Regions from separate parts of the Homo sapiens genome. Here all the other regions are linked to region 2. A link is a contact called in ENCODE Hi-C or POLR2A ChIA-PET data. All regions are on one chromosome and are shown on one strand. The core of a region is the stretch at or near the end of the contact, and the rest is flanking DNA. Distances in the headings are between cores, read along the strand shown. Region 1 holds the start of ARL8B (ARF like GTPase 8B). Region 2 has its middle 50 kb from the start of ARL8B. Region 3 has its middle 58 kb from the start of BHLHE40-AS1.

Region 1 (2,700 bases), core at 117-2,616, 50 kb after region 2:
GCATAGCTGGGATTACAGGCGCGTGCCACCATGTCCCGCTAATTTTTGTATTTTTAGTAGAGACGGGGTTTCACCATGTTGGTCGGGCTGGTCTTGAACTCCCAACCTGAGGTGATCTGCCCGCCTTGACCTCCCAAAGTGCTGGGATTACAGGCATGAGCCACTGCACCCGGCCTGGGCTAATTTTTTGTATCTTTAGTAGAGACGGGGTTTCACCTTGTTGGCCAGGCTGGTCTCAAACTCCTGACCTCCTGATCCACCTGCCTCAGCCTCTCAAAGTGTTTGGATTACAGGCTGTGAGCCACCGCGCCCAGCCCAGTTCTGGCTGGTTTTACAGAGGCCAAGCACTTCAATACCTTTCCCGTCCCTGATTCACTTTCTGATGTGGAGGGCCTGATTATAATACTTTTACTTTATTTATTTTTTAATTGTTGTTTTTTGAGACGAGGGTCTCACTCTATCACCCAGGCTGAAGTGCAGTGGCATGATCTCAGCTCACTGCAACCTTCGCCTCCTGGGTTCACACAATTCTCCCACCTCGGCTTCCCAAGCAGCTGAGGCTACAGGTGCATGCCACCACGTTCGGCTAATTTTGTATTTTTAGTAGAGATGGGGCTTCACCATGTTGGTCAGGCTGGTCTCAAACTCCTGACCTCAGGTGATCTGCCCACCTTTGCCTCCCAAAGTGCTGGGATTACAGGCATGAGCCACCGCGCCCTGCCTGATTATAATACATTTAAATGTTAAGTCGCCACCCCAAATGAACATAGGTCATATGCAACATACAGATTTGTTCACTATGTGTGTAAGACCACCTTCATACATATTAATAGCTCCTTCCATAAGTTAAATATGTTTACTTGGCCAACTCCTCAATATAAATTCTTGTTGCACCCTTCCCTCTCTCAAAGTGCTTACTTTTGTTTTTTTTGGCCCGAGGCTGCACGTCCTGCCTACAGCTTATAATCCCCTTCTTAAGAAATAATGCTCTCCTTTCTAAATTTATAAACGGTGTCATTTTTAAGTTAACACTATCTTTTGCTACTACCAAAAATGTAGGACAGGAATTTTTATTCCACGCCAACTCTTCCAGAGTCTTGAAGTCTTCCTGCAGATTGTTAATGAACAATTATAGCAAAAAATGAATGAATGAATTAACGAATGTATAAGTGGATGAATGACGAATGAACCAACAATGAATGAATGTAGAGAAAGCCTCAAGGGGGCCCGAGGGTACGCTGTGCTGCGGAGCATGCCCACCAGGTGGCGATGCCAGCGGCGGGCGGGCCTGGCCGGATTGGCCGCGCCGCTCTTGCCGTGGGTGCCGACGGCGGCGCCGGGACGGGCGTGGGGGGTAGGGCGAGTCATATGATCCGCTCGGCTTCCTGGGTCTGGCTGCTGCCGCCCGCCGGTGTCCGCCCGTGTCGCGCCGGGGCACCAAGGAGCCGTTGGAGGGTCCGGGCGGAGGCCCGCTCGTGTGGAAGTCGTCGACGCCGCCGCTCGTCCGTCCTCCCGTCCGTTCTCGCTCCCGGCCGCCATCATGCTGGCGCTCATCTCCCGCCTGCTGGACTGGTTCCGTTCGCTCTTCTGGAAGGAAGAGATGGAGCTGACGCTCGTGGGGCTGCAGTACTCGGGCAAGACCACCTTCGTCAATGTCATCGCGGTGAGCGCCCGCCCACTCACTCGCCCGGGGCTCCGCAGCCAGGAGTCCGGCCCGGCGCTTCTCCAAGGCCTGAGTTGGGGCCCCCCTCGGCGCGATGGGACTGATGGCGGGGGGCGTGCGAAGCTGGGCCTGTCATCTCCCGAGGGCCAGCATTTGGAATTTCCCGCGTGTTGGCGGCGCGGGGAGTAGCACTGAGATCGGCAGCGGAAGGGTTAAGTCAGTGTAGACATTTTCCAAGGGCTGTGTCCTCAACGCCGCGGGGGCTCGGAAAGAGTTAAATTGAACTCGTCACATTTTTAAAGCGCTTGGGGATTGGGGTTTCCCTTGGGTTTGCCCAGTAGGGGCAGCCAAAGAGTTAAGTCCAGTCTGTCACTTTCCCAAAGGGTGGGATTTGGCAAATCCGTCAGCCGTACGAGAAAGCGTAAGCATTAAGAGCCTCTCTTAAGTTGCCACTTTGGACCAATAGACCCATTGTGAAAGCGGGAGACCAGTGTGAGCGCCTTCCTGAATTCTGTGGGCCGCTGGTCCCATCTAATTCAGTTACTTGTTTTCACCCGTCCCCCAGGCGCGGAGACCAAGCTCATTGCTGAGCTCCAGCTAGCCCACAATACATAGTATTTATTAAGCTAAGAGTTAATTGTCTTAAGCGACTAGATAAGATGGATCTGCAGTTAGCATAAAGTTAACTACCCTGCGAAAGAGGAGTTGGTCTTTAAATGGTGTTTTTCACTTGAAGAGAAAAGAAGGTACTGGGCAGGAACATAGCTTAGCAGGCCTAGGGAATGGGTGGAAGGAAAATTGCACTGAGGACTTACATAGAATGTGGTGTTTGTTCAGCAATGATTGAGTAGAAAGGTGATTGTTTCGTTTTGCTTGTTTGGTTGGTTGGGAAATAAATAGGAGTGAAAGATTTCGCCTCGATCTTTATTTAGAGCCCAAGAGTTGTTGTGACTCAGTTTTAGCTGGTAGTGGCTTGTACACGCCAGGGGAGTTTTAGAACTGTTCTGAAGAGAGATGGCAGCAGTTCTTCCACCTTT
Region 2 (2,700 bases), core at 169-2,668:
ATGAGTCACCTGGCACCAAAAACCATTTCTGCTCAGAATCCCCCACACACACTAACCCATCTCTTAGTATCAACAAAAAGTCTCTGCAGCTTGTAAGTTCTGAGAAGACTAAGAGAACATGAGTTCCCCCAAGTGGCGTATGTTTATTCATCCTCTAATACACGGGCATCCATTTCCTTCATCCTTGTTGGCACACTTGCTTTAAAAGGATGCTGAACTTTGTGCATGGACAAATACAGTATTATTTCTGAATTCATAGGCAGACTGGCTGCACCAGACTCCCCTGAATCTCTTTCCCATTTTATACTCAGTATTTGTTTGATAGCTGGCACCTTAACAATGAGAAATACTATGGGTCAAAACGTAATATGATAACCTCTCATGCATCTGTAAACATGTTAACTTTCTCCTCCATAAGGGACCCCAAACCTCCTTAACTATTTTTGGGTGATGTTCATTCCTTTTCTAGTTGAGCTACACTGCCCTTTTGATATCCTGTGACTTAAATACTGAAATACAAGGTTAAATACTGAAATACAAGGTTATACTGAAATACAAGGTTAAATCGTGACTTAAATACTGAAATACAACGTTAAATCGTATTAGCACATTTTTTTTAATGAGAGGTGGGTTGGGGGTGGTAACCCCCAGGCTCTGTCACCCAGGCATTCTGGGTGAGCACCCAGAGAGCACCCCAGGCACTCTGTCACCCAGGCTAGAGTGCAGTGGCGAGATCATAGCTCACTGAAGCTTTGATTTTGCAGGCTCAAGTGATCCTTCTGCATCGGCCTCCATGACAAAATCGGGAAGAAATGCCCATAACTATAACAGACCTAGTTTCTGCAATTAGTCACATGGTCATAACTGATATTTACACCTGCCTTCTTCCCCGCCCCATTGCATGTTGGTTGTGGCTCCTTCCCTGAGCCTATATCTTCATTCCTAACCCACTGACAGTGGCCTTTTTTAATGAAGGGCATAGAATATGAGAAGGTCACAACAGGATCAGGTTGCTGTGAAAGCTGCTCCCTGCTTGAGCCCTACAACCCAAAAGATAGGATGCAGCTTGAAGTATCTGTGGCTGAGAGATGCTGTTTGGAGCTGCTGGTTAGGGGTGGATCAGCATAGAACCTCAGGATTTGGGAGCAAAGCTGTGTCCTCCTCTGCAGAGCGCTACATATTCACCTTTTGAGAAGGCTTTTTGGGTTTTCTACAGGACCTAAGGGGAGACTGAATGTTTTATCCCAAGCTGCCAAGTTACCATGTGACCTGAGCCATCCATCATGAACTGGGCATTGTGCTCACTTGCTCTTCAGAAATTGTGAAATATCAGAGCATGTGTCAACCTGCAAGAGCCCAGACAATGTTGTCACATGGATTTCTGCAAAAGTTAGGAGACCTGAGTTATGGTCCTAACCAGTGCTGCCAGCTGGCTGGGTGACTTGAGTGTTAGCTTCCTCATCTGTAAAGTAAGGGCACTCGCATGCATGTAGAAAGAATCCAGCAAACCTGGCGTAGGGTGTCATGCCATCAACTGGAGTCTATTGGGCAGTAAATCTGCTCAGTAAGGGTGTCTCCAAAAAGATTTCACCATCAGATCAGTTTGCTAAGCCTGTTTATGCCAGTTGCTTTCTTGTGTGACTTCTCAGTGTTTCTAATATTCTAATGTGCATGTTGGTGGGGGTATTGAAAGGGAGTAATATACTCACAGAGTAACATACTGTGAGAAGAGTATGTGTATTGTTCCCCAAACTTATCATAAATATATATATATAATGTATAATATAAATGTAAAAATGTATAAAACCCCTTTTTATTGCAGATACTTATTCATATCACCTGGAGGTAGGCTTTCATGGAATACAGGTTAGGAAATTCTCATCAAGTGCTCCGTTAACATAATAAGCAGTTGTTAAAATCGGTAAGATTTATGTCTGGGTTTATACATGAAATGTTTACAGAAAATAGAGATTTATGTTAAAAAGAGCCCAAGATGAAATTACATGTGTGTATTGATGATAGCTATGAAAAACGGTGTCTAATTATATCAAGGAAAAGAGAAAAATAAGAGATGGGTAGTGTTTGAGAACTGAGTGATTGTTCTTCTATTTATTGAATTAATCAGTTTAATCAATTAAGTTATCAAATGAAGTGTTGGACTGAATGGGTTTTCAGACTGTACCCCTGGTGGCCACGAACAAGGACATGGTCAAGGAGAGAGTGATCAGGATTCTGGGGTTCTACCCTCTGCTTTAACAAAGCAATTTGGCTTTTATCTGAAAGTGGAGACACAGGTTGAGGGGTCAGGACGCCTGAGTTCAAATCTTATCTCCCACAGTCACTGGCAATATGACCTTGGGCCATCTCTCTGACCTCTTGTATCTTTCTCTGTAAAATGGAAGAAATAAGAACAGCTCTCTTGTAAAATTGTGGTCCAGATGAAATGCGATAATCCAGGTAAAGTACAAAGCACAATACCAGGCACATAGTCATGTACTTAATAAATGTGAACTACTAACATTCTTCTAGACTGGGCATGGTGGTTCATGCCTGTAACCCCAGCACTTTGGGAGGACAAGGTGGGAGGACCGCTTGAAGCCAGGAGTTCAAGACCAGCCTAGGCAATAAATCATGACCCTGTCTCTATAAAAATTAAAAAAAAAAATTATCTGGGTGTGGTGGCACACACCTACCTGTAGA
Region 3 (2,700 bases), core at 175-2,674, 35 kb before region 2:
GTGAGTTTGGGCAAGAAACCTCGATATGTTACCCAGTTTCCCTTGAGCTTAATGGCCATGTCTGTAAAATGGGCTAACAGTAATAGTCACAAGGGAGGCAGGTTGTGTGAGATGATGTATATGCCTGTGTATAGCAATTGCTCAATAAAAGTTATCAAGAATATGATTGCTATTACTACTATTACAATTCACACCTGGAGCATTTTAAGAAAACATCAGACACAGTCGTGGAACATGGATGTGCCCCTGAGTGTAGGAGGGAGAGAGCCGGGGCCAAGTTCCCTTCTGATAACATCATGGGCTCCAAGGTGGCCATGGCTGGTTCCTTCACCCTTTTGGTCCCCAGATTCTCCTTCTAGGGAACAATGGCATCCAGAAGTGGGGGTTGGGTGGAAAAAGAGATTAGAGAGTCTCTACAGACAAGAGAAAAGGGAAGCTAGCTCACTGCAATCAATTTGATTACCAGGCAGTCATGCCTCCTCATTTGAACCCCAAAGACCCACGTCTTCCTCGATTGCTCACTCAACTAACAGATTAAATCATCTCTAACACGCAATGACTGTGTTATGTTTAAAAAGAAGCGTTTCCAAGGCTCACATACAAAGGAGGTGCCCGCCTTGTGTCTTGACCACAGTGATATAAAAATTAACTGCATTGATCATATCCTTCCTGGGCTCCACTTTATCATCCTTCTGGGCTAGGTGGTCAGTAGCAAAGAGAGCCATGGAGTCGCATAGAAATATACCCAGCCACCCCAGCTTTAGAGTCAGGTGAGTCCTGGGTTCAAATCCCACTCCCACCGCATGTTAGTACTTGTACCTGAACCAGTTACTTGAACTCCTCAAGGGATCATATTTTAAATGGGGATAAACATGACGCCTCACATCATGGGTATGTCGTGAAGGCTGAAGCACAAGTGGAGTGGACAGTCCTGAGCATAGTGCCTGGCACAGGGGAAATGCTGCACATAGGAAGTAAAGGGGTTACCGTCAACCTCTGAGCGTTGCATGTGTGCATGTAACGTGTGCGTGTGCATGTGTGTGTTGTGTGTGTGTGTGTGTATGTTTAAAATAAGCATGTTCTCTAACTCTAAGCCTTCTGTCTTTATGGTCCTCCTGAAATCACACCTTGAACAGCAGCCTGCCTATTTTAGGCAGCTCACCAGCTGGACGTGATGTCCCATGAGCAACAGTCAGAAGGAAGTGAGGATGTGTAAGCTGGGAGCTAAGTGGGACATGATCATTGTCATCAGGAAGGGCTGCCATAGGAAAGGTGCTTTAATTCACACTGTTTCAACCCAGAGGACTAAGACCCATGGGCGAATGCCTCTAGGAGGCAGAGGAACAACTGTCTTGCAATCAGAGAAGTCAAAAAAAAGAAGGGGACTGCCTCAAGGCTTACTCAGCTGCCTGTGTGGATGTGTTCAAGCTGAGGCTAGGTGACCAGGTGTCAAAAATGTGGTCAAAGTGATTCCTGATGTAGGAAGTTGGACCAGACGAGTAGCTTTCAGCTGGATACAGAGGAGGTGGTGGGCAGGGCTCGGGGTCTCCACACTCTTACAGCTACCACAGCACTTCCTCTTTTGTCTGTTTTATATATTTGGGCTCCTGAAGATTTGAAGATTTAGCTATTTAAAATAAGAGGTTGTGGTGTTTTTTTTTTTTTTTTTTTTTTTTTTTTTTTTTTTTTTTTAAGCCCCTGGCCTGGATGACTTTTTGAGGCCTCTTGGAACTTTGGGGCTCCAAGTCGATGATTCAGAATTGCCTGTGACCTTGTGTATTTGTCAGAACTCTTTTTGGTTGCAAGTGTCAAAACTCCTCTCAATGTGGCTAAAGCAAGAAGTGGATTTAAGTAACTTGAGAAGCCTGCAGGGCTGTTGTGGTAGTTCGCAGAACTGGAAAACAGAGTGCAGCAGCCATGGCCTCCAGGACTAGAACCAGCAACCCAGGGCTGCCCAGACTCTCTTTCTTTGTCTGGCTCTTGGCTCTGCTTTTCTCACTTCTCTCTGAGTTGGCCTCTGGGGCACATGGCAGCCAGCAGCCCCAGTTGTGGGAAAGGGATTTGGCTCAGGTCATCCATCTGGGCCCACATTTTGAGCTCTCAGTTACCTCTGGCAATTTAGAAGATGGAGAAGTGGGTCAAGTTTAAACAAACAAACGAAAAATGGAATAGGGGAGCTGGGAGTGGTGGCCTTTTCCTATAGTCCCAGCTACTTGGGAGGATGAGGCTGGAGGATGGATGGAGGCCAGGAGCTTGAGGCCAGCCTAGGCAGCACAGTGAAAATGCCTCTCCCCTGACCCTGTCTCTACAAAAAATACATATTTTAAGTTGGCCCAGCATGGTGGTGCCTGCCTGTAGACCTAGCCACTTGTGAGGCTGAGGCAGGAAGGTTGCTTGAGCCTAGGAGTTTGAGGTTACAGTGAGATATGATCATACCACACTGCACTCCGGCCTGGATGACAGAGTAAGACCCTGTTTCTAAACAAAAAAACAAACAAACAGGCTGGGTGTGGTGGCTCATGCCTGTAATCCCAGCACTTTGGGAGGCCAAGGCGGGCAGATCACTTGACGTCAGGCGTTTGAGACCAGCCTAGCTGACATGGTGAAACCCTGTCTCTACCAAAAAATATAAAAATTAGCTGGGCGTGGTGGCACGTGCCTGTAATCCCAGCTACTCGGGAGGCTGTGGCAGGAGGGTTG

What was found. A loop is a pair of places that touch in the nucleus more often than their neighbours do. ChIA-PET counts read pairs that join two places held with the same protein, here RNA polymerase II (POLR2A). Pooled maps may share reads with other maps.
Region 1: a loop to region 2 is called in a map of gastrocnemius medialis, with 8 times the contacts of the local background. The contact joins the promoter of ARL8B here to the enhancer-like site in region 2. A Hi-C loop is called at or near these places in 3 of 168 maps with a recorded cell type or tissue (HCT116, K562 and gastrocnemius medialis) and 1 of 50 pooled maps. POLR2A ChIA-PET finds 5 or more read pairs at or near these places in 8 of 52 experiments (A549, AG04450, CD8-positive, alpha-beta memory T cell and 5 more).
Region 3: POLR2A ChIA-PET joins it to region 2 with 12 read pairs in BJ. The contact joins two enhancer-like sites. POLR2A ChIA-PET finds 5 or more read pairs at or near these places in 8 of 52 experiments (A673, BJ, CD8-positive, alpha-beta memory T cell and 4 more).

Annotation. Positions count from the first base shown.
Region 1 is chr3:5,120,926-5,123,625 of GRCh38, forward strand. ARL8B (ARF like GTPase 8B) reads left to right here and starts at 1,367. Exons shown (of 7, transcript NM_018184.3): 1 at 1,367-1,663. The coding sequence starts at 1,541. LOC124906212 (a long non-coding RNA gene) reads left to right here and starts at 2,134. Exons shown (of 2, transcript XR_007095800.1): 1 at 2,134-2,700. RefSeq lists a silencer at 1,173-1,432.
Region 2 is chr3:5,071,258-5,073,957 of GRCh38, forward strand. No RefSeq gene overlaps it. Among named protein-coding and RNA genes, the nearest start is that of ARL8B, 50 kb to the right of the region's middle. Within about 2 kb of position 1,419, at least 2 of the 41 ENCODE cell types and tissues checked have a DNase peak (open chromatin) inside an H3K27ac peak, as active enhancers do; they include gastrocnemius medialis, where a contact is called at or near this core.
Region 3 is chr3:5,036,552-5,039,251 of GRCh38, forward strand. No RefSeq gene overlaps it. Among named protein-coding and RNA genes, the nearest start is that of BHLHE40-AS1, 58 kb to the left of the region's middle. Within about 2 kb of position 1,425, at least 2 of the 41 ENCODE cell types and tissues checked have a DNase peak (open chromatin) inside an H3K27ac peak, as active enhancers do.